6 separate regions of the Homo sapiens genome follow, and all the other regions are linked to region 5. Evidence: chromatin contacts called from ENCODE Hi-C or POLR2A ChIA-PET data. All regions are on one chromosome and are shown on one strand. Each heading gives the region's core, a stretch centred on a gene start or an enhancer-like site at or near the end of the contact. The rest is flanking DNA. Distances are from core to core; before and after follow the strand shown.

Region 1 (3,873 bases), core at 1,246-3,745, 340 kb before region 5:
GAATGATGGAAAAGAATTTGAATTTAAGTGATAAGGAATCTCTCATCAAGTGAGCAGTAATGAAGTAGAAAAATTGTTTTAATGATAAAAGATAAATTACTTATATGCAAAGATGGGATCTTGTATGCAAGTCACTAGAGAGAAATAAGACACCAGCCCCAAGGTTAGAATATACATAAGATTCCCATTTAAAATATAGTTAATGCAGCACTATTCACAATAGCAAAGACATGGAATAAAATACAGTTGACTTTTAACTCATATGCTGAAAACTTTTCAATGGCTCCCCACTGCAACTCTATAGGAAGGCCAAAAGGTTCTGGTCTTGCAACTCTCCTTCAGTCAGGGCACTTCAGCCACATTGGCCTTCAGTTTCTTCCTTAAACCACCCCGACAACCACACCCTCAGCTCCTTCGACATCTGGGTCTAGAACTCTCAGGCCCCTCAGCCTCAAGTGCTCTTGACTTGTTCAATTGTTCAAATAAGCTGTTTCTTCTCTCCCTTCACATGTTCCCTCGAACCTTCCCTATCCCCCCACCACCCCCATAGCCTCAAATAGTCCCCTACTTGCCACTGCAGTGACCCACTATTGTACCATTCATAGCTTTTATCACAATCTCAAATGATTGTCATTTACTTATTTCTGCTTCCCTACTCCACCCCCACCTCCCCAAATGCAAACTCTTTAAGGCAGGGACCGTTTTGTTTTGTTTTTTTTGTGAGATGGAGTCTTGCTCAGTTGCCCAGGCTGGAATGCAGTGGCACGATCTCAGCTCTTACCACTATCTCCCCAGCATATAACAAATACCTATTCAATAAAGATTAACTGAATAAATGCAAAGCATAACATAGAATTTGGAATACCATATTGGATTAAACATCTCCTATGTGCTAAGCACTCCACAAGACACTTTAACTAATTCCACGAGATCCTCACAACAACTTTGAGGTAAATATTAACTCCATTTCCCACAGGAGGAAATAGGAGCTCAGGGAAGAAGTCACTTGCCTGAGGTTATACAGTGGTATTAACAGCCAGGATTTATTGAGAATTTTACCATGTGCCAGGCAGGTACTGTCAAAGCTTTTTATACGTATTCTCTCACTCGATATTCAAAACAACCTCATGACATAAGTACTACTATTAACTTTATCTTCATATGAAAAACCAAGTGAGGAAAGGAGAGGTCAAAATTAATTGCCTAATTATGTAAGAAGCAAAAGCATGAATATAAACAGTCTGCCTCCAGATCTCACATGCTTAACCACTCTTTAATAAAGTATAGATACAGTTGACTTAAAGTTTTTGTAAAACTAAGATCATCAAGCAGCCGGTGGCTCATGCCTGTAATCCCAGCACTTTGGGAGGCTGAGGCGGGAGGATCACTAGAGGCCAGGGGTTCGAAATCAACCTAGGCAACATAGTGATACCCCATCTCTACAAAAAATTTTAAAAATTAGCTGGGCATGGTGGTACATGCCTTTAGTCCTAGCTACCCAGGAGGCTGCAGTGGGAGGACCATTTGAGCACTGGAGATTAAGGCTACAGTGAGCTATTATCATGCCACTGCACTCCAGCCTGGGCAACAGAACAATGCCCTATAGCTAATAATAATAATAATAATAACAATAACAATAATAAAGTTAAAAAACTAAAGCTAAATTAAGATAATCCATTAAAGCATTTTGCTCAGAGCCATGAACATAGCAAACGGTTTTTAAATGTTATTATTCTGAGTCTGAATCTAATACCTTGTTTTTTCCATTATATTTTGCTGCATCTCAGGAAATCAAATAAATCTTTAAATGAATTACCTGGGTTTGCACATACGTGTTAAATCAAATTCCCAAAGCAGCTTATCAGCATATGCAAACAGCTTTGTATCTTTGTATATACTGCAATCCTAAAAAGGTAATCAAGTCTAATGCGCAAACATTACATATTAAAGGATTACTCCTTGCCCAGAGCACAAAACATAAAAATTGTTTATCTAAACTTAACTTTCATCCTTGTGGCACCATCACCAGCAATACATCTCCCACATCTGTATATGTTCTTTGGTTATATGCCTTTATTTCATCATTGACTGTTCAGTTTAAGTTCAATGAGTAGGTAACAAAGGATAACAATTGGCCACTTCCATCACGACAATTGTCAATCTGTAGTAAATCTATACTTCTTGTCACTGATATCAACACTTTCACATCTACATTTTCTGTTTTTTTAAATAAGTAAATAATCACTAAAATTAATTAAAGCAATTATATACCCAAATGATTGCTTAAACACTACACACACACAGATGGCAATGCCACTGCAAATGAGTACTTAGCTGGCAGGAAACCTCACCATGTGACAGGTGAAAACACAGCTCAATGAGACAGGGAAATTTGTGTGTGCATGAGTTCACTTGTAAAAACAGGGCTTGAAATAATATTGGAACGCTCAGGAAGAAATGTCCAGAAGCAGGAAGATCAAAAGGAAGCCAATGCATGTTCTTTCTCAGTTCCTGCAGCTGCCTCAGAAAACAGGGCTTGAACTAAAACTTGGCATCACATTCCAGGCAGAGGGAATATGAGGATATGGTTTGAGAGGACAAAGTGGAGAGCTAAGATCAGTCTCTAATGTCCCTTCCAGCTCTGAGAGGGTTATAATCACTCCTCAAGACATTCTTGTCTCATTCTGAAGGGCCTAGTTTCCATCTATATAGCAGCTGCACCTGCTCAGATGCCAGTAAAGAAGAATCAGAAGTGGGAAGGGTCCCCACTGACCAAGCCTGCTGCATTATTACCCTGGACATTTGGATTTCTTAAGAGAAGCAGCTTCTTGTTCACCCCCTTCAGGGTCTGGCATGGAATAAGCAGTTAATAAATGTTTGCTGAATTATTGTGTTTAGCACAGTACCTAACAGTCTCAAAAATGTTAGAATCAGGATTCCACTGTTTATTTTGTTTTCAGATAAACTTTCCAAAACAGAAACTAAGAAATAGAGAGGAATCTATATCTTTTTCATTAATTAAGACTCATGAAACAAAGACCAAAATAAATAACAGCCAGAAGTAGAAAAATAAATGTTTAAACAACTTTATGTCCAAATTAATACAGTAACTTGAATTTAGTAACCAACACATTTAGGAATTGATGATAATTCTTTTTAGACACATCCTAAACTCCCAGTTTTTTTTTTTTTTAACTAGGCGAATCATTTTTGTGTAGATAGTGCAAAGGTGAACTTCAGCCAAATTCAAATCCAAAATCAGCAGAATCTACACCAGTAAAATTTCATTATGCTGTCATAAATTTTGGTACATTTTCTTTAAAAAAAAAAATCAAAGAACACATGTAAAAGCTAACAAGACTGTTTCTTCACTGTTTCCAGCTGAATCTAATAGAGATGGAAAATGGGTCTTTGTTACTTTAATACAACATAAGTTTTACATGAATGCTTCCATTGACAGCTATTATTTATCATAGCTATGTGCTTAATCTGCTATTTATTACAATCCTTTAAAAACCCACAGTATCACCTCTGTGTATTTCCCATTGGGGTAAAAGGAATTTTAAATAATTTCTTTAAAAAAAAAAGGAACATTTACTAATCTTCTATTATACAGCTAGCATTACTCATGGCTGTTTTTACTTATAGGGTACTAAATAATCAGATATTAGTTAACGTTTGCAATCATCCTGGGCAGGAGTTCATTAGTAAATCATTTCATATTAGCGTGGAAATATCAAGCAGCATATTCAAGAATCAGAAGAGGATCTTGGGGTGAAATGCTGACATCCAATTGACAGAGTACAGTATGTAGGATGTCTTTCAGATAAAGTTAGTTTAAGAATTTTATTTAAACAAACATGGAGGAGGAGG
Region 2 (3,988 bases), core at 675-3,174, 430 kb after region 5:
TCTAGCTGTATACATCATTTCAGAATCTCCTAGAAACCCTGCAGTCTTTTCAGAGAGACAGTAACAATTCCCTTTTAAAAGATAAGGTTTTTAGCATCTCCATGGCCTAGCCCAAATTCTGAGTGGGCAGCCGCTTTTCAGTTTAGAAGGTATCAAGGGTTTGGAAAGAACTAGAACCTGCTTCTTGGCTGTGAGAGGAAAACCTGGCCAGGCCTCTGAGAGTCTTCCAACAAAGCCTCACTCTCTCTGTGTAACCAACCCCTAGGAGACCCCAGGATGAAAGCCTGCCTGGTTTCTGAGGTCGCTGGTGTGGGGCCAGCTCCAGGAGTGAGCCGAAGACCTGCCTCCTTGCTGCTGCCAGGAAAACAATGGCCCAGGGGCCCCCAGCCAGGTGCAGCAGACCCTTCCAGGCACACAGGCTCACAAGTGGCAGGCTTTTTGTGAGCTCCAGGAGTGCCAGGCAAGAGGGAGGGAGCTTTGGTTTGGTTTGGTTTGGTCCCTTACTGAGCTTAGTGCATGGGGCTTTCAGGAGATCTTGGGTTTCAGTTCACACCCCATTGGATTTCACATCAACCTGAAAACTCACGGGGACAATCAGCTGAAACAACTGAGTTTGGTTGGCTCTCCCGTCAGAGCCATAAATCACACGGTTGCCACTGAGGAAAAGAGGAGGCGAGACGAGAAACTTGGCCCATCCTGGTTCTAATTTATCCCAAGTACGTGGGGGGTGGGGGAATTGTTGTAAATGACAGGGATTTTCATTGCACAACTGCTTAGGTTTTCATGATGAAATGTTTCTATCATGGCACTGAGGTGTGTTTCCTTAGAACTAGGTTCTGCCTCATATGACTAAGATGTCAATTCTAGGCCCAAATTCATCATCATCATCACTCAGAGGTACTTTATATGGTCAAACATTGTGCTAAGCTCTTGACTTTCATTAGATCCGCAAGTGAAGTAGGTGCCATTTATTATCTCCATTTTTTGGAGGAGGAAACTAGGCTTAGCTGGAAACTCAGCAGAGCTGGGATGTAAACCTAGGCAGGCGAGCTTAAGCACTGGATAGAGTGCGAGAGAACTTTCTAGCCCAAGGCACAGGCAGCTTCTCTTCACAAGGTTCGTAGAAGGGGCTAGGCGACCACAGGTTGGGGACTTACGATGCCGGCTGGAGTGTGGAATTGCTGATGAAGGTAACATGCTAAGGTCCAGGCTTCCAGGACTCTCTGCCAGGTCCGGCTGGAAGCAGCAGAACTCTGTCCTCTTCTGCTGCTGTGGAAGCCCCGACTGGAAATGCAGCTCTGGAGTCTCCCTTTCTCTTCGTTAAATCTCATTAACACTTGTGGGAGTTACGCCCCTGCCTCAAGGAGAACACAGACCTCTAATTGCTGTGAAAAGAGGCCTGGGAAACCCCGTTCCTCTACCACCCCTGACTCTGGGTCTCCTCCTCCTCTGCTCACCGCTGGCGGGGGCTCTTCCAGACTCTGCAGCCCTGGCTTGGTCCCCCAGATTATTAAGTCATTTGTAAAAATCAAACTCATGTGCTCTCCAGAATGTCTTTAGGTCAGCTATCACAACAGCATGGTCCTCTGAATTTTTTTCCCGGGTGCATACAGCAAATGGCCAATCCAAGTGCAGTGTAGAGAGATGGCAGGTCTGCAGTCTGTTTGGTCTTCATCCTCTCTGGGGAATCTTCTTTTTCTCTCCCAGTACCACAGACTAATATTCTGATTCACATTCTGTGATGCTGCCGTTCCTTCTTTCTTTTGTTTTTCTTTTTTTTTTTTTATACCTGCATAAACAGCAATGTCCCAAGCTATGTAGACCAGAGCAGTAAGCCAGTGATGAGCCGTGAACACCTGGACACTGATTGGATGACATTTGCAAAGAACTGGGCGAAGCATCTGGGAGCGAATGCTTGCGCTTGGCAGCAGAGCGGCTGGCGCGGGAGAGCCAGGGTCATCCCAAGAACTCTGTGTGATCCCAGTCCAAGGACAGGAGACAGGGCTTTCCTTGAAGGGAGGTACTGAATGAAAGGTGAGTCACGTAACTACAGCGGAGCGAAAAGGAAACAGAGAATGGTGAAGTCAAACAAAGGGGCAGGAAGAAAAAGAGACAACAGCGTTCCTCCCACCCTGCAGGGAGAAAGGAGCCGCCGCCATAACCTCAACTCAGTCCTCTCCCGCCATCTAGTGGTCATGCTTAGTGACTGCAGCACAGACTACTAAGGGGAATCGTGACACAGGGAGGTGTCGGTGAGATCGCTACCTTATGGCCTGAAGAGTAGACATACTCAACACAAAGGGTAACTCGAGCCAAAACCATCACCAGGAAAACAGGCCCTTTTCTGTGGAAGGGCTTGTTTGTTTTGATTCGAAATACTGTGCAATTAAAGAACAGATGTGTGTCTTGCTCAATCTGCAGGTTAATGGAGGTTGGCTTGGAAATTCCCCAGCCCCTAGCAATTTCTTTAAAAAGGATTCACGTGTGTAGCACACGATTAAAATCTCTGTCAGGAAAAGCCAGTTTTTTATGAATAAAGACTATTTGTTACTTCTATTTTCTGACACAATCCAGAAGCCAAACATTCCTTACATTTTGAAGAGGATAGAGAAGGAACCCTGTCACATCAGATCCCTTGTCTAGACTCCACTCCCTAGTCAGGGAACCTCAGGTTTTTATCCTCCTCTAATAATTAGCTTTCCTGTGAAAAATACATGACGCAGGTTCTGGTCAATTTTTTTTTCTGCAGATTTTCTTTCCCCATTCTCAAATACGAAATATTTGAAGTTCCCAGTGACCAAATCTTGGTACAGGTGTTGGCTGATTGAATTATAAAATGTAGAGCTTTTTGGCAGCAAGAACTAATGTGTAAAGAATAAAACATATATACACAAGGAGTTACAGCTTCACAAATATATATGTCTACCACAAGTAATTGTGCTTACCTATGCCAAAATTTTCACATGTATTAGATTCTAAGAGATGACAAAAAGATCAAGTAAATACAGCCTGTCAACATTCCTTTTTGTCTGTGCCTATATATATGAGATGAACAAAATTTGTAGATCTAAGCAGCAGGGTGCTTTCTCCAGGTTCCTCTGCATTCTTTTCTGGGTCACTATAAATCTATATATCTTTGACTGGATATAGATAAAGGTGCAGCCTAGACCTGTCCTTATAGAGAACGTCTGATGTTTGTTTGTTCTACAGCACATCTGTGCAGGTCTGTGGGGTCACCAGTTATTCTGGGAGTGATAATGTAGGCTCCCTTATGTAAGGCAAGCTGTGTTTTACTTTGGTGCTGGATGCCAAGGGTCCAAGCATGCTATAGAAAATTCCACTTTGATGCATTGACTGCTCTGGGGCCAAAGACCCCTTAGAATTGACTCTACTTGAAGCCTGACTTTCAAGAGTACTGAGCCTAGAACAGTCAGAAGAGCTGGGTTCATTCTGTCTGTGCTGCATTCAAAGGCATGATTAAGAGCCAAATGAGCTGAAGGATAGTAATTATGGGGCAAACAATAGACTCTCCCAGAGACAGGAGAGCAGGAAGATGCTAGGCAGTTTGGTGGTTACTTTGGTGAAGAAGTCATTTCACTTTGTCCTGTGTTTTACCCTCAGAGATTCAGTCTTCTTTTCTCCTCCTTTATTCACCCTGGGCCTAACCTTAGGAAATTAACATCTGCAGGCAATGAAAAGTATTTATTTTGAGCCATAAGACATGGGATCCTTATTTGCTCTTAAGGAGGAGTCACACCCTCATGGGGTCCTTACTGGCTCTTGAGGAGGAGCCACACCCTCAGTGGCTTCTGCTGGGTAGATATCTGGAAGCACTGATCCCACTGATGGACACAGCTGACTAGATCAGTGATGGAAACCTGACCAAGATGACATTCTAGAAGCCACAAGGGGTGTAAGTCAAGAAAAGGGGAAAAGCAGGGAATAAGGTAACTGGTAACTGCAGGAGAAATGGGGTGGTGGACTCCCC
Region 3 (4,014 bases), core at 97-2,596, 360 kb after region 5:
GGTGGTCTATTCTCAGGGCCGTTTGTGTTCTGATGTTTCTCCCTTGTCCTCCAATGAGACTGGATAAACTTTTTGAAGATAGAGTTTATACCTATACAATGTTTATCAAGAACTGGCACAAAAGTCTCTGAAACTCCAGTTGAAGGTATGTTTTCACCCTCTGATGATTATAGGGCAGTCTGGATCCAACCTGCCTAGGTCAAATTCTGTCTCTGCTACTAACTAGCTGCATACTAGCTACTTGGGCAAGATTCCTCCAATTCCTTATCCATAAAATAGGGAACTGTTATGAGCAAAGTCCATGTAATATGCTTAGCACAGTTTCTGGCACCTAATGGTACTTCAAAAGGTGAAATAATAATGTTCATTAAGTGCCAACCATTTCCATACATACTAGTTTAAAATCTTTTAAAGTAGGAATTATTACCTCCATTTTACAGCTAGAAAAATAGTAAATCAGAGAAATGTGGTTTTTTAGTTGCAGATCGATCACAAAGTGAGCAGCAGCACAGGTCTGTGTAACCCCAAAGACTGAGACTCCAGCACAGGTCTGTGTAACCCCAAAGACTGCAGTCTCTGAACCTCTCCACACTGTCTTGAACATTCAGGCCATTAAGACCCTGAACTGGGGAACTCCTAGTCTAGCTCTTTAGTCACTTGGCAAAATTGCCACCAGTGACCCGGATGAAGAGGTTGAAAACAGGCCCCTTCTAGACTTTGATTCTCAGCCATGGGTGTTGACTGCTTTGTGCCTCCTGGGTCCCCCTGATGAAACTCTGTGACTCTGGCTCAGGATGACTGTAAGGCAGGACACAGGAGGTCAGCCCTGTAATTCCATAACTGCTCACTCACTGACTGCTTAGTGAGAAACCATGATGACAGCTGGGATCCTTTCCGTGATGAGTAATTACCCTGTCACACAAATCTATTTAGACCACATCCTTCTGGGGTACAACCACCAGTTGATTTAAAATGCAAACCTTTTGTAGCTCATTGCCATGAGGATGAAATATAGAGTTTACTCAGACTTTTCTTTGTTGGAGTATTTATTGTAAATCATTAGTTACTATGAGTTGCTACCCATACATCAAGCAATTCCTACCTAGCCCTGAGTGCTGAAAGAATTCTCTGTGCTTTTCTAGAAAAGGTACCATTTGTCCAAGAATATAATTACTGTATACTTTTTAAAAATCCCAAGCTCATATATTTGTGTAGAGAAACTCAGGCCCAAGGACACCCAATTAACTGGGAACACTCAGTGTGGTTTTCAATACAGGAACCACAAGTCTTCAGGGATGTTAATGAACATGGATAATAAATGCCTCACCTACTACTCAGGCTTCCAGCCAGGGAGGCGAAGGAGTGACAGGCAAAGCCGTGGCTCCCTGCTCCAAGTCTTGCACTAAACACTTTATATAGGTCTTTAATTCTCCCAATAGCCCCAGTGGGTAGGCATTAGCATCTTCATTTTACAGATGAACAAATTGGGGATCCCCATCTTACACCATGAAGCAGTGGAACCAAAACTCATACTGAAAATAATTGACTTTCCCAAGTCTCTCTGCTATATCACCACACACAAAGAGACTTGCAGCCCCAGCTAGCTTATTTCTGGCTTCTGCTGGTCTGATTCTTCTGTGGGTGGCTTTAGAACAAATAGGATGGCTGAGGTCCCCCATCATCAGGGCTGCCGTTGAACATGAAGGAGGAAAGCTGCTATGTATAGCAAGCATTTTTATCTTGCCACCAACAAAGATCAAGCACACAAAATCTGAATCCCCCCAGGGGTGGGAGAAGGAGTGAGTTTCTATTTCTCCCAGACCATTCTGTCCAGAGCACACAGCAATATGGGCAGACAATTAGTATGAACGGATTTGAGCAAAACAGCAAATCTGATTGATGCTGAAAGCACACCCATGTGGGAGCACACAAAGGGATGGAGAAGAGGGGTGGTCATAGGAAGCGGGGCCTGCTTAAAAATTCTAATCCTCATAAGCTTCTGAGGAAGCTGCTCTTTTCACTGGGCAGGTTTTTAATATTTATTGCTGGGGGCTGTTTTAATCCTAATGAAAATAGCATGTCCCTAGGAAAAGAAATGCTGGAGCTACAATGAATGAATGTGGCTCTGGCATTTAAAATGTCTCACAAGGCTCACAGAGGGTAGAGGTGACCCGGAAGTGAATCATTGACAGGCTTCAGGAAGTACTGCTGCCAGAAGGAAGTTGAGCTCAAAACAGGGTATGTGTGGGCGAGTTCAGGCTGAGTTAACCCCTGAATGGGTCTGAATGGAAGACCCATTTCTGAAGAGGGGCACACTCAGAGTTCATCTGCCAGAGTTTGAATCCTAGCCCTGCCATGTCTAAATCTCAATCTCCCATCTCTAAAATGGAGAAAATGATAATTACAGATTTTGTTGTTTCATTGTGAAGACCAATTGAGACAATGAATGTAAATTACTTACCACAGCTTCCGGCACAGAGTAAGTGCTAAATAGTGAGAGATGCATTATTATTAATATAATTTTTATTATTGTATGGCTTATCCTTAATAGTATTGGCTTTTTTCCCAAAAATATAAGGATGCCAGGTATGAACTAAGAGATAGTAACTAGGAGGGCCTATTGGAAAGAGCCAGAGAAAATTAATGCTGAATCTTCTATTGATAAAATTCTGATTCAAATCTGATTCAAACTGAGAAGGAAATAAGAGCTTCTCTTTTGCAGTGAGGGACACAGGCAAATTAACTATTTATCCAAATACAGTTTCATTGGCAAATAAAATGTGTTGCCTGAGTCCAACCATGTCATCAAGTAAGATCTCAACAGAGCTGAATCTGTGTGTAATTCTGAAGACTGGAGTTTGTCTTGCTCACTCCTAGCTGCTGTTGTACGCCTGTTTTTTCATGAGTGGAATCATTTCTAACCACTCAGTAAATTCTCTCTGTTTACCTCTCCCCTTCTATAATAGTGGATCTGTGACTGGGGTTTCCCTTTCTGTTGTTGGGTGAGTCTGACACTTGCTGAGAGTGTGCTGAATGATCCTGACCACCTCCTCTGATCTTCTTGGGCTCACAAATGGGGACCTCAGTTCCTCACTCCAAGGAATAGCTTAAGAATGTAAAAGGTATCATGACCTAAACTAATATGGTACGTCCACTTCCATATGAAAGTCAAAATCAAAGTTGTATCAAACTGTAAAGTAAACTTACTTTTTGAGGTGACATAAAGCTTAAATGGGTACTGGAATTATCTTTATTCTAATTTCTCTCTTTCTCTTTCTCTTTCTTTCTGTGCCCCTGCTTTGCTGGTTCCCTAAACTCACACCTAGTCTGATTATTGCAAATCTAGCACCAAGACCAGATTCCAAAAATTATTAAGAAGAAACAGTAAAATTGTGATGACTAAGTTCTAAATCTCTCTTCTTGTCTTGAGGAAAATGCTCTGTGCTCTCTCTCGTAATTATTCTCAAGAAGCATGCCTAGTTGAAGAGCTCAGCAAATTGTTTGCTTTTTTTGCCTTTTTTTTTTCACCATCTTTTGCCTGCAATAATGGACAGTCTCCCAACTCGTTGTCTCCCTCTCTTTTGTCTTGTTCTCCTTTACTTCATTCTCCATGCTTTTACCACTGAGCGCTTTCTAAAATTCAAATCTAATAATGTTGCTACTTAGTTTAATACCTTCTAATGGCTCCTTATAACTAGAGCTACAATTCTCAAACCAGGGAAACGTACCACTTGGGGTAAGGTGTTACTCGTTATGGAGGGTGTGAAGGCATAGGATAATCATGATGGATCTCCTTTTTTTTTTTTTTTTTTTTTTGAGACGGAGTCTCACTCTTGTCACCCAGGCTGGAGTGGTGCAGTGGCACCATCTCGGCTCACTGCAACCTCCACCTCCCAGGTTCAAGCGATTCTCCTCCCTCAACCTCCTGAGTAGCTGGGATTCCAGGCACCTGCCAGCATGCCTGGCTTAGTTTTGTATTTTTTTAGTAGAGACAGGATTTCACCATGTTGGCCA
Region 4 (4,110 bases), core at 1,486-3,985, 280 kb before region 5:
AATATTTTGTGTATATTGTCCAGGAATAATATGGTGGCCCAGTAGGTTAGAGAACCTGAGGTCCTTTTAATGTATGACAGCCACTGGGTACGACCCTCATCCATGTGGTCAAAATGACCTCACTATCATATTTGCATTCAACCCCATGGGAAGCAGCGACATGCTTCTTTCCTACAAAAGGCATAATTGAGAAAGTGAAAACATCATTTCTAATAAATCCCACAAATGAGAACCTAATCATATGGCCACAATTAGCTGCACAGAGGCTGGGAAATGTAGTCTATATTTGGGGAATCGTGTGCCCAGCTAAAGCTCTATTGTATAGAAAAACAGCACTTTCTAACACTAAGGTTTACTAAATATGTCTCATTACTTCAGATTTCTCTCCTGATGTTCACACCTAGTTATTCAACTGTTTACTGAGCATTTATTTATTCCACAAATATTTAACTGCGCTCCTGTGTTACCAGCCACACTAACAAAGATGCTTTTTCTATTTAGATGTTATTCAGAACCCTAACATGTCCAAAGCTGACCATTCCGCATTCCCTAAACTTTCCTCCTTCCTATCTAGGTTATTTGCACCATTATTCAACCAGCTGCCCAACTCAGAAGTGAAGGTGTCTCATACTTATATTCTTCCCTCTCTCATCCAAACTGTCACCAGGCCTAATCAAATCTACCACCTAAACAGATCTCCATTCTAGCCACTTTTCTCCACATACCTCCTTTTAACTGTCGTCTAGGACTCAGTCCTCTCTGTTTTTGAAATTGAAGTATAACATATGTACAGTAAATATGTGAAGTGTGCTAATATAAATGTAAAGTTTAATGGGTTTTACATATGTGCATACCCATTTAACCACCATCCAGATGAAGATACTTCTCAAGATTCTCTGTGTTCTTTCTCAATCAAGCACTATTTCTCCTGTTTAGATAGTTGTTTAAGCCTTTTCAATGGACACTGACCATCTTTCAGTTTCTTTATCTCTCTGTTTCTGACTGCCTGCTTGTCTCTCCACCTCTCTTTCTCTCTCTCTCTCTCTCCTGTGTGTGTGCGTGTGTGTGTGTGTGTGTGTGTGTATTTTTCCCTTGTCCCTGGGGCTTCATTTTACTTCTGTTCTCTCTCTTCCTTTTTGGCTGATAAATCCTTCTGTAACCCAGATCTCAGCTGAGATATCACCTTTATCAAGAAACCCTGTCAGTTGCTGGTATGGGGATTTGCCTAAATAACCTTGTTATGGTTATCTTAGCTTGGGAAAAGGAGAAATAAAACATGTTGAACATGTTTTGATGTAGAACATAGAATATATTTGTTTTGGGTAAACGAATTGGAGATAGTATTTTACTTGTAGGTGAGACCTGGTCACCAAAATATTTTCATTCCTAGTATTAGTTTAAACATTGCTGCTGTAAGTTAGCTATCACAGCAAATCAATAATATTTAAGTCATAGCTCCTTTCAGTGGATCTCACTAGTAAATAAGCCATTGAAAAGTATGACCATATTTATTTTTAGTGAACTAATGTTTTATAATATACATCTAGTAAAGTATACATAACTTAGTGAGTAGTCTGATGAATTCTGATGACTGTATACCTCTGGGTAACCAATATCCCAACTGGTTTCCAAAGTAGAACTTTTCCAGCACCCCAAATAATTCCTTTGTGCCTTTTTGGTCAATTCCTCTAAAATGCAGTTACTGTTCTAATTTCTACCACAATTCATTGGTTTCGCATGTGTTGGAATGCCATGTAAGTAGAATCAGATAGTATATGTATATTCATGTATTTTGCTTCTTTTGCTCAACATAACGTTTTTCAGATTCATTTATGTTGTTGCATATATGAGTAGTTCATTCTTATTTTATTACTGAACAGTATTCCAATGTAGTATATGTGGCACAATTTATCCATTTTACCAATTTTCATATTGGTGGACATACGGACTATTCCCTATTTTGGCCTATAACAAATAAATCTACTATGAACATTCTTACGTAAGTCTTTTTGTGAAGATATGTCTTTATGTTTCATAAACACCTAGAAGTTGAATCCAGATGGATCATAGAATAGGTATATTTTTATCTTTATTAGAAACTGTTAAACAGTTTATCAAAGATTGGTATTATTTTATACTCCAACTAGAAATGTATGCAAATTCTACTTGTTCCACATCCACATCAAAATCTAGTGTGTCAATCTTTTTAATGTTTGTCCTTTTAGAAGTGTGAAATGATTTCTCATTGCAGTTTTCACTTGCATTTCCCTAATGATTAAAAATGCTGAGCACCTTTTCTACATGTCTGTCCTGGAATCTTTAAAGTGTGGCTCTTGTTCTCATTCTTACAAAATGGTGCTGGAGCTCTAGCTGTCACTGCGCCGTAGGCAGAAGGAGGAACAAAGGGTCCAGATCTTACAGTCATGTATCTGCTGAGTCTTTCTCAGAAGCCTCACCCATGGGCTTCTCTTTCTATCTCATTGGTCAAAATTATGTCACATGCCTAACCAATCTGCCAGGAAGGCTGGGTAAAGCAATTTTTTAAGCAGATCTTCCAGGTTTCTATTACTGTGAAACAAACCAACTCAAAAGTTAATGGCTTAGAATGAAAATGTGTTTTTCTCACAAATAGGCCATTTGGGCAAAGCTTAGCAGAGACAGCTTGTCTCTGCTTCACTTGGCATCAGCCTAGAGGCAATTGTTGCTGGCTGCCGGCCAAGAAGACTCACACAGTTGGAACTGTGGTTAGAACACCTACACATGAGCTTTTCATGTGGGTTCTTGGATTCCCACACCACGATAGCTGAGTCCCAAGGGTGAGGGTCCCAAGAGAGACTGAGGTAGAAACCATATCGCCTTTTATGACCTGGAAGTCACACATTATCACTTGTGCTGTATTCTATTCATTGTGGAAAATACAAAGGTCTGCCTGGTTAAAGGGGAAGAGAAGTCGATTTTACAACTTGATCTGGGGGTGGCGAGGTATGGAAGAGCAAGTGGACCAAAATATTGCTGTGGGCTGGGCCCAGTGGCTCACGCCTATAATCCCAGCTCTTTGGGAGGCCGAGGCAGGTGGATCATTTGAGGTCAGGAATTTGAGACCAGCCTGGCCAACATGGTGAAACCCCGTCTCTACTGAAAAAATACAAAAATTAGCCAGATGTAGTGGCGCATGCCTGTAATCCCAACTACTTCAGGAGGCTGAGGCGGGAGAATAGCTTGAACCTGGGAGGCGGAGGTTGCAGTGAGCCGAGATCGTGCCACTGCACCCCAGCCTGAGCGACAAGACTGAGATTCCATCTCAAAAACAAAAAAAACAAAAAACAAAATATTACTGTGGCCATTTTGGGGAAATACAATCTGCTACAATTGGGCATGTTGCTTACCCCTAACTAAGCTGGGATTCTCTTCACAAGAAAGATGTGGCGAATAAATATTGGGTAGGCAAGCTGAGTTTCTGTCATGTTCTTTACACATATAACATTATAATTGTTTGCTTTCCACTAGACTGTAAACTCCATAAAGACAGCAGCCAGATTTGTCCATCTGTCTTTATTAATTATTGGTTCCTTAGGGCCTAAGGAAAAAAAAATAGGCATTCAAGAAATATTTCTCAATGAACAAGTATTAAACTAAATAAAACCATATATAGAATATCAGTTTTAGAAAATAAACTGTGATGAAACATTAGGAAAGAATGTAAAAATTGAAATTTTAAGTCAATAACCTGCCAGCCTGGAGCTGGGAGCTGTGGCTCACACCTGTAATCTCAGCACTTTGGGAGGCTGGGACAGGTAGATCGCTTGAGCTCAGGAGTTTGGGACCAGCCTGGGCAACGTGGCAAAACCCTGTCTTTACAAAAAATACAAAAATTTGTCAGGTGTGGTGGTGCATGGCTGTAGTCCCAGCTACTCAGGAGGCTGAGTTGGGAGGATCACTTGAGCCCAGGAGGTTGACGCTGCAGTGAGCCATGATTATGTCACTGTACATCAGCCTGGGTGACATAGTGAGACCCTATGACAATAAATAAGTAAATAAATAAATAAAAACCTATCAGGCTGGGCAACATAGTAAGACCCTATCTCTACAAAAATCTTTTTAAAAAATTAG
Region 5 (3,969 bases), core at 524-3,023:
AGGAGGGCTTACCTTCTTAGAGCTATGTCTTGGAGCCGAGAGGACAAGTAAAGGTTTCTTAAACCTTGTTTAGTATTGGTTTCCTAGCCCCTCAAATCACTTGCACTGGGGTCAGGTGTGATGCTATCCCTTTAAGTCAAGCTTCTGGGACTTAAAAAAAATTACTAGTATATCTTAATTCTCTATGTTGATGGTATAAGAGAGTAAAAATTTCTTAAAAATCTAAAAGTCAACTAAATTTCACTCTGGAATGACTTTTTAGTCGTATTTGAATGTGTGTGTGTGTGTGTGTGTGTGTGTGTGTGTGCGCAGGAGGGAGGGAGAAAAGTAGGGGGAGAGAGACAGGGATAGAGAAAGAGTATGAATCTGAATTTTCACGATTAATAAAGAGTTGAGAACATACTTGGAAGGACTAACTCCGAAATGGGAACACTCTTGAGTTTCCTCCTTCCATACTCCTTGCCTGTTCTCTCTCTATGAATTGATAATGATCTCTGAGTTTGATAAAGCACCAGGCAAAGCTGAAATGTCCATTGCCTTTTCTCAAATCTTCCAGGGACTAGAGAAGAGGGGAAGTACTAATGGAGTCAAATATTTTCATACTGAATAAAAGTGAACATAGAGTCACACGTCAACCAAGCAAGTAATTAACCTGAGTACTGTTGGGAGCTACTGTCATTAGTATGAAAGATCTATCAGTAGAGAATCCATCTGTGAATAACTGAGTTGTCATTCTTCATAAAGTGATACAGAAAAATATAATCTTGAACGTTTGTCAAGACATTTTCTCAGATTAAAGACAAAAGTGCTACTAAACCACAATTCTTCTATTTTCAGAGACTGCTGTATCTATAAATGGAGTAGCTAGGCAGTCTAGGTAGCTCTGCTTCTCTCAGTACAATTTAATAGGTAATAATAAAGAGTGTTGCGTCATTTCAACCAGAGATGGTTTTTTCACTCCAAACCTCCCTTATGTGAATTTCAAACAAAAACAAAATACCACATCTTTTTTAGCCAGAAGCTTGGCAGGGAGGGAGGGGAGAAAGGACTTGAAGGAAGGAAGTGATCCATTGGACCCGGGTTAATATTCAGAATATCATAAATCACCTATCAGCCTGCAAGGCATGTTGAATGAAATTAAAAAGAGTCTATCCAGTTAAACTGGTTTAAAATAAGCCTGTGGAAGACAAGGTGTTGTACTTTTTTATTCTGGAGTTGTTTCCCTAAAGATAAGAAATGATCATAAATAAAACAATTGTCTTCAGCAGGGCTCAGCTCTCTCAGAATGAGGTTTTGACAAAGCTGTTTATTTTGGAGCAGGGAGAGATCAAAGAAGGAAGATTAACTGAGCCCTCTCTGGGCAGCCACTCAGTAACTTGAGGCGGGTCACTGACACCCGGAGCTTTTGTTCCTGCCACTGCAACTTCAGAAGAAAGAAACTAGGATTTCAATGTATTTTGGCCTTCTGTGCTGTAGCACTTACGGAATGTGTGGGGTGGGACTTCAGCGTCCAAATGTTCTATTTTCTGCTTTGAAGAAAAGGTGGCAGAACTCTCTAAACCTAGTTAGCAAAGTTCTATTGCAAATACAGCGTCCTCAAGTCACTTCAACACCCAGAGTACAGGAGTTGGAGGAGGGGATCGTGGGAGGCAGCGGGATATGATGGGAACAAAATTCAGTTCTGTAATGCACAAGTCAAGCAGGCAGGCACTTTTTTTTTCTTTTTTTCTTGCCTGAAATCTCAGCGGATTGTCTCTGCATGCCCAGCCCAGTATCTGAGTTGGCGAGGAGTGCCATCTACTGACCTACTTGCTCCTAGGTCTCAGCGCTGATTTTTCCCTTGAGATCTCACTTTCAACAACAATGGAGGAGGAAATTCTGAATGTAGTGGAGTATTTGGTTTCCTTTACAGTGGAGCATGTTAAAAACGATTGCCTTGCCTCTGTTAATACGTAATTTCCTTGTGTTGCCAAAAGTATTGTATTTTAAGTTAGCCTGGTCAAATTAGTCATTTGGTTATCTTCATATTAAAAATGATGAAAAAAAGCATGATTGTCAGGAAAGACTGTTAAAAGGACACTTTTTACTCGTGCATTATTCTCAATTAAAATAAAAATATGCCCCTTCAGGAGTATTCGGTCTTTTCCAGGATGTCATGTTCCTATCCTCATCCAGTAAAATGTTTATTAGTAATAAAAAATGTTAAAGCTGAATGGGAATCTGGGTCTTATCTTGTTCATCTCTCCCATTTCATCCTTTGCGGTCCAAAAATATTAAATAATAAGGCTGGGACTTGAACTTGGGCTTCTGAGCCTAATCAGTGCTCTTGCCACTACAGATTAAAAGTGGACTCATTCTTAAAATCTTTATGTTACGGAATGTGGTAAACTTGTGGACAGAAGTGTTACTAAGTTAGGGCACAGAATGGGTAAAGAGAACAGTAGGAATATAAAACCTCTTAAGATAAATTAGGTCCTTTATTTGGCATTTTCCTCCTTTAATATTAGTCTCCAGTTATAACAACTCACTTCATAATGAGTTATAATGAAAAAGACAAATTACTTTGCTTTTTGTGTTTATACACATGTGTAAGCACTCATCATTTATAAATTTAGTGGTTTCAAGCTTTTTCAAGTGAGGACCATTTAAAAATACTTCCCTTTTAATCCTCAGTTTTGAAGATGCTGTCAAAGAAATCAGCTGCATTTATTAAATAATAATTTGCTTCTCCTTTTTATTAAGTAGAAACATAGCTTCCCACCAAAGCTTCTATACAGTATGTAAAGCTATTCATAACTTAAGTTGTAATCAGTCCAGATAAAAGGAAAAGCACTTGGCGTTTTACCAAGGGTAAACACATCATTTCTTAAAACACAGAAGATAGTCGGCCATCTTCATTTCCAAAGCTGTATCAGTTTTGTGCATATGAGTAATTTTAGAATGTGAAAGTTAGGTACTAAAAAGGGCATTTGAGTATTTGTTTTTATCATCCCTAGCATACTGAACACTAGTAGTCATGCTGAAACAGCAGAATGAATAGGAAAAAAATTCTTGCCAGAGGGAACTATAATCTCTGTATAACTCAGCTGCTATACATATGGTGAGAGTGTTGTCGCAAAAGAGAAGCAGCCTTGGAAGCTTAGATCAATTTCCTTATCATCAACTGTGTTGTTTTTTTTTTTTTTTTTTTTTTAGTTCTACTTTTCTGACTCAGCATTTCAGATCTAAGTAATTCATTTTCCAAGGAAAATAAGATTAGAGAGAAGAAGGAAAATGTATAGAAAAGAAATGCTATTTGGAAAGCAAATGTTACTGTACATTTCATTCAGTGGATGCCTTTGTTTAGGTGGCTGGTTAGCTAAGAGATGCTTGAAATAAAATTTAACACAGCGTTCTCTTTGATCCCTAGATTCTTGAAGTGAAAAGTCCAATAAAGCAAAGCAAATCAGATAAGCAAATAAAGAATGGTGAATGTGACAAGGTAGGTTTCTAGTCTGTTACTAGGAGGGCTCCAACACTGACAAGCCTTCCGTTTCTTTGTGTTGCCCTTGATCATCCTTGCTGGTTCTCCTTTCATTTTCTTCATCAAAGTGTCCAAGATGCCCAAATGATGAGTATTTCATCCCAGTGCTTTGTAGTTTGTTTTCCATGTGTTGTTTATATCTTCAGTATTAAGCTTGGCCTTATGCTGTCATTTGCCATGATGCCTACGTTGCCAAGGGATTTCAGGCACATTGAATTGGGAATTAAGAGAATTGTGGTAGAGATAGAATATTAAGGAATCTCAGATGTAGATGAGCAAGACATCTGATGCTAGTGCAGTGTGCTTTCCCAGAGTGTGCGTCATGCTTCTGAAACCTGACTACAACACCTGGTGGGGTTAAGTTGCCTGGTTTGGGCAGAGCCCTAACCTTGCTCTGTAGGGCCAGGGCAGACCTCTGTAATGTTTCACAAATCTTTCATTTGCCT
Region 6 (3,716 bases), core at 464-2,963, 330 kb before region 5:
GTAAGCACCATCAATCAATCAACAAATGAAAAACTCTGGTTATACGTCCATGAAAATTTTGATTTCAAACTATTTATTACAGGGCGCGAGGCTGTGTTCCGCCTCCTCCAGCTCCTCCTGATAACCTTTTGGTTATCAGGCGTCAACTGGAGACAACAATCAGTTAAAATCCAGTAAATTTGGGGTTAATGAAACAAATGTTAAAATAGATATAATATTGATAAACATTAGCCAAGAGATGGTAACTACCTAACATTGATTAAGTAAGCAAATAATCAAGGCAGAGGTTTTAGCTTCCACTAATCTATAAAAGCAAGTGAAAATGCTTTGAAAATTGCATTTTTATGCAATTGTTTCAATATCATACCTTTGTATGTAACATTAAAAAGCTCATGATTACTTCATTTCAAAATTCAGATGAGTCACAGTGCTTTCTACGCAGGAATTGGATGTGAATCAAAATTGTAAACATGCACTTGCTTGGTAGTCAAAAAGTGAATGTGGACAGATACAATGTTCGTTGACACAGTAAAACATAATCATAAAATGCATCCTGTGTTTTTAAAATAGTTACTTCCTGTTAACACAGTTCAGGAAACATGCCATCTACCCTCCTCTCCTGGAAAATCTCAAAATTATACTAATCCCATTCCTCTTCTTACAGATAGGCCACTGAAACCTGGAGTCATTACTGATACAGTTATCAGGATTACACCCTCAGAGCCACGATGGTTTCAGGGATACTAGAACCTGAAAATAACAAAAAAAAAAAAAATTTCCAACTCAAATCTAGACAATAAAACTAACATATAAACTGGAATAAAACGCAGGAAATGCCGATTTTAATACCTGGTATGAGGCTGACCATTAAGGCATCCATCAAAAAAGTTTGGAATGTATGAATGAATGACTGCATGAAATTGGCAGGATTTCATTCATTTCAAAAGCTCCAAATTCAGGAACCACACTGAGATATCAGGACGCCACAGCTGAAACTAAAACTCATGAAGGGTAAATGCAACATAACTGCACGTCTCCACGCGTTAGCTGCTGCGAAAATTTCAAAACATACATCTAACATACTCTTTCTTCAAGTAATTGCCGCAAGTGCGGACGGAGCCAGAGAACTAGGAGACTGAAAACAGGCCCTGCTCACCCATAAGCCTTTGCATTATAAGTGGACATGATCTGAGTGAGTCACCGGGAATGAGAAGGAGACAGTCACCCCAGGCCAGGCAGGACGCGGCCAGAATCTCCTGCTCTGCCCCCAACTAGGGAACCGGTCGAAGGAGAGTGGGACGACTGCAACCTGCTGCAGCTAAGTATGCAAGGATCGCGCCGACCGGCTTCCGAGTCGAGATCCCACTAAGTCCCACCGCAGTCACCACAGCCAGCCCTGCCCAGGTATCTCGGAGCTCCGTAACCTCAGAAGGCCTAGTCCTCCAGAAGCTGAGAGCCCCAGCAGGACCGGACGAGGGCAAAAAGCCCCCTCCCGGCTGCCCCTCGCCGCGACGCGGCCCTGCCGCCACATGCTCCACTGCCCCGTCTCCCAGCTCAGCCCCAGCCCCGCAGGGCCTCAGCCGCCCTCCATGCAAGCCGACCGGGCCGCAGGCGGCGCGACCCGGCGGCTCCCGAGCAGGGGTGCAGCGGTGGCAGCCCGCCGCCCCGCACGGCTTACCTCCCTTCTGCCACAAGCTCAGCCCAGCGCCGGCTGCCTGACGTGGCCCGCCCCGCCGCCTCGAACGCCCGGGGGCGGGGACTGCAGGAGAGAGCCAATGGGCTGCATATCGCGAGGCCCTGTTCCGCCTCCTCCGGCTGGGGCCCGCCCTCCCCGGCTCGCGCGCACGCGCGTCTAAGGCCCGGGCCGCGCACTGCGGTTGAAAGGCGGCGTGGGCGGCGGACCCGCGCTCTGCAGCCGAGCTGGTGCGGGGAGGGCTGCGCGCGGGGGCTGGCTGTGGAGCAGCACCGCAGTGAGGAGTTAGCCCAAGGAAAATCAGATTAAAGGAAACTGCCTAGAGATGCCACTGCAGCGTGCCCGGGTAGTCCTGTTGGCAGCCTGCCCCTATGCAGCTTTTGGCAATACAGAACAGCTTCTTGGTATTTGGAGATTTTGTTTCTCGGGGGAAATAAATAATACTGATAACATTAAGGATTCAGAAAATTTAAAGCAGACAGCCGACTTGCCGCGAAGACGCTTCGTTCTTCGCCTAATAGCTACTTGGTGTCTTTACTTCATTTGGCCAACACATAACACTGCAGCTCTCCACGCCACTGTGGTATATCCACTTGTTAGATAGTCCTGAGGTAGTTCTAGCCCAAGTGTTTCTGCTGATCTAATCTGGGGGGAATTGGCGCGAGTAATTATTCTGTTACGATTTTGCGCAATACTTACTGAATGATAAACATGTATTTTCTCGTGGGGCGGGGCAGGGGCTCCCACGTGAGAAGGCTGTAACAGACAGACAGCAGCCACGATGAAACACGCTGAAAAGAGCCAGCAGAAAAAAACGAGGAGAGACTGGTATGACGGAGTGGAATTCCGGTTGTGGATGACAGAATGGAAATTTTACGCAAGATGAAAGAGTTAAGACAAATTACTCTAAAAATATCTGACTTAGTTGTTTCTAAACCCTGGGGCACCCTTAGGAAAAAATAAAAATAAAAAAACAAGTGCCTGGGCCTCATCACTTGGTTGAAAAAGGTCTGCTGCCAGATCTTGACATTGATATTTTTCTAAGTTTCCAAAGTCATTTTAATGTGTAGACAAGAAGTTCTGTTTCTCATTTGTAGGAAGAATTTGGTTCCCCATCACCTCAGAAAAGTAATTATGTATCACAGACCGTTAACAGTTTTCCCAATAACCAACTATGCATTCACCCTCTAAGAATTTATCTAAATTAATCTTGGGGCCAGGTGGGGGGGCTCACACCTGTAATCCCAGCACTTTGGGAGGCCGAGGAGGGCGGAGTTCAAGACCAGCCTAGGCAACGTGGTGAAACCCCATCTCTACTAAAAAAAACATACAAAAATTAGCCCGGCGTGGGGTTGCGCGCCTGCAGTCACGGCTACTCTACTCAGGAGGCTGAGGCAGGAGAATCGCTTGAACCCGGGAGGCGGAGGTTGCAGTGAGCCGAGGTGGCGCCACTGCACTCCAGCCTCTGATGGAGTGAGACTGTCACAATCAATCATTCAATCAATCAATATTGAACCTACTTAAAGTTATTCAACCTCTGTTATCCTTTGCTTCAAAGGAGTTTTATAAGGCTTATAATTCCCTTTTTATGGACTTTGATGATACTCTCTTTCAGTCTTCCAAATGCACCAGTATTTCTTTTAGGACTATTTTAATATTTTTTCTTCTATTCCTATATTTCTTGAGGCTCATTAGTCAAAATTATAATTAAACACATAACTCTGTAAACAGCGCTGTTCTAAGTATATAAATTTATTTAATCCACAGAACAACTTTATGAGGCAGTTACAGTTATTACCCACATTTTATAAATAAGGAACCTGAAGTACAGCAAGTGAAGCATCTTGACCAAGGTCATGCACCTACCTAATGGCCAGGCCAAAACTTGAATCCAAGCACCCTGGTGCTCAATGAGTAAACGTACTGCCTCTGTTGTAGAAAGCCTGGTTTTAGGAACACACAGGGAAATGCCCATTTAAAGAATGATATTGAGTCTACTTTTGACACCGTCTTATTATGTTCA

What was found. Hi-C counts contacts between places; a loop is a spot of excess contacts on that map. ChIA-PET counts read pairs that join two places held with the same protein, here RNA polymerase II (POLR2A). Pooled maps may share reads with other maps.
Region 1: a map of naive thymus-derived CD4-positive, alpha-beta T cell shows a loop between it and region 5 (2.9-fold over the local background). The contact joins two enhancer-like sites. A Hi-C loop is called at or near these places in 2 of 168 maps with a recorded cell type or tissue (A673 and naive thymus-derived CD4-positive, alpha-beta T cell) and 2 of 50 pooled maps. POLR2A ChIA-PET finds 5 or more read pairs at or near these places in 2 of 52 experiments (PC-3 and PC-9).
Region 2: a map of adrenal gland shows a loop between it and region 5 (3-fold over the local background). The contact joins two enhancer-like sites. A Hi-C loop is called at or near these places in 59 of 168 maps with a recorded cell type or tissue (A673, CD4-positive, alpha-beta T cell, CD4-positive, alpha-beta memory T cell and 34 more), 37 of 37 single-sample maps with no recorded cell type and 47 of 50 pooled maps. POLR2A ChIA-PET finds 5 or more read pairs at or near these places in 4 of 52 experiments (T-cell, activated CD8-positive, alpha-beta memory T cell and activated T-cell).
Region 3: a pooled map shows a loop between it and region 5 (11-fold over the local background). The contact joins two enhancer-like sites. A Hi-C loop is called at or near these places in 10 of 37 single-sample maps with no recorded cell type and 12 of 50 pooled maps. POLR2A ChIA-PET finds 5 or more read pairs at or near these places in 2 of 52 experiments (IMR-90 and activated naive CD4-positive, alpha-beta T cell).
Region 4: a loop to region 5 is called in a pooled map, with 4 times the contacts of the local background. The contact joins two enhancer-like sites. A Hi-C loop is called at or near these places in 7 of 50 pooled maps. POLR2A ChIA-PET finds 5 or more read pairs at or near these places in 3 of 52 experiments (BJ, WTC11 and activated naive CD4-positive, alpha-beta T cell).
Region 6: a loop to region 5 is called in a map of PC-9, with 13 times the contacts of the local background. The contact joins the promoter of FOCAD here to the enhancer-like site in region 5. A Hi-C loop is called at or near these places in 17 of 168 maps with a recorded cell type or tissue (CD4-positive, alpha-beta memory T cell, Caco-2, Calu3 and 13 more), 24 of 37 single-sample maps with no recorded cell type and 34 of 50 pooled maps. POLR2A ChIA-PET finds 5 or more read pairs at or near these places in 6 of 52 experiments (AG04450, HEK293, T-cell and 3 more).

What each region holds. Positions count from the first base shown.
Region 1 is chr9:20,699,855-20,703,727 of GRCh38, reverse strand. The region is part of intron 1 of FOCAD (focadhesin); the gene reads right to left. Among named protein-coding and RNA genes, the nearest start is that of MIR491, 14 kb to the left of the region's middle. Within about 2 kb of position 2,495, at least 4 of the 41 ENCODE cell types and tissues checked have a DNase peak (open chromatin) inside an H3K27ac peak, as active enhancers do.
Region 2 is chr9:19,924,372-19,928,359 of GRCh38, reverse strand. It overlaps a transcript of SLC24A2 not described here. Among named protein-coding and RNA genes, the nearest start is that of SLC24A2, 140 kb to the right of the region's middle. RefSeq lists enhancers at 1,880-1,989, 1,915-2,209. Within about 2 kb of position 1,924, at least 3 of the 41 ENCODE cell types and tissues checked have a DNase peak (open chromatin) inside an H3K27ac peak, as active enhancers do; they include adrenal gland, where a contact is called at or near this core.
Region 3 is chr9:19,996,548-20,000,561 of GRCh38, reverse strand. It overlaps a transcript of SLC24A2 not described here. Among named protein-coding and RNA genes, the nearest start is that of SLC24A2, 210 kb to the right of the region's middle. RefSeq lists an enhancer at 63-1,262. Within about 2 kb of position 1,346, at least 4 of the 41 ENCODE cell types and tissues checked have a DNase peak (open chromatin) inside an H3K27ac peak, as active enhancers do.
Region 4 is chr9:20,639,241-20,643,350 of GRCh38, reverse strand. No RefSeq gene overlaps it. Among named protein-coding and RNA genes, the nearest start is that of MLLT3, 19 kb to the right of the region's middle. Within about 2 kb of position 2,735, at least 2 of the 41 ENCODE cell types and tissues checked have a DNase peak (open chromatin) inside an H3K27ac peak, as active enhancers do.
Region 5 is chr9:20,354,320-20,358,288 of GRCh38, reverse strand. MLLT3 (MLLT3 super elongation complex subunit) reads left to right here. Exons shown (of 11, transcript NM_004529.4): 9 at 3,410-3,481. The region is part of intron 3 of LOC124902129 (a long non-coding RNA gene); the gene reads right to left. Among named protein-coding and RNA genes, the nearest start is that of MIR4473, 55 kb to the left of the region's middle. Within about 2 kb of position 1,773, at least 11 of the 41 ENCODE cell types and tissues checked have a DNase peak (open chromatin) inside an H3K27ac peak, as active enhancers do; they include PC-9, adrenal gland and heart right ventricle, where a contact is called at or near this core.
Region 6 is chr9:20,682,256-20,685,971 of GRCh38, reverse strand. FOCAD (focadhesin) reads right to left here and starts at 1,713. Exons shown (of 44, transcript NM_001375567.1): 1 at 1,679-1,713. FOCAD-AS1 (FOCAD antisense RNA 1) reads left to right here and starts at 1,222. Exons shown (of 2, transcript NR_121601.1): 1 at 1,222-1,404; 2 at 2,431-2,670. RefSeq lists an enhancer at 1,271-2,011 and a silencer at 1,411-2,110.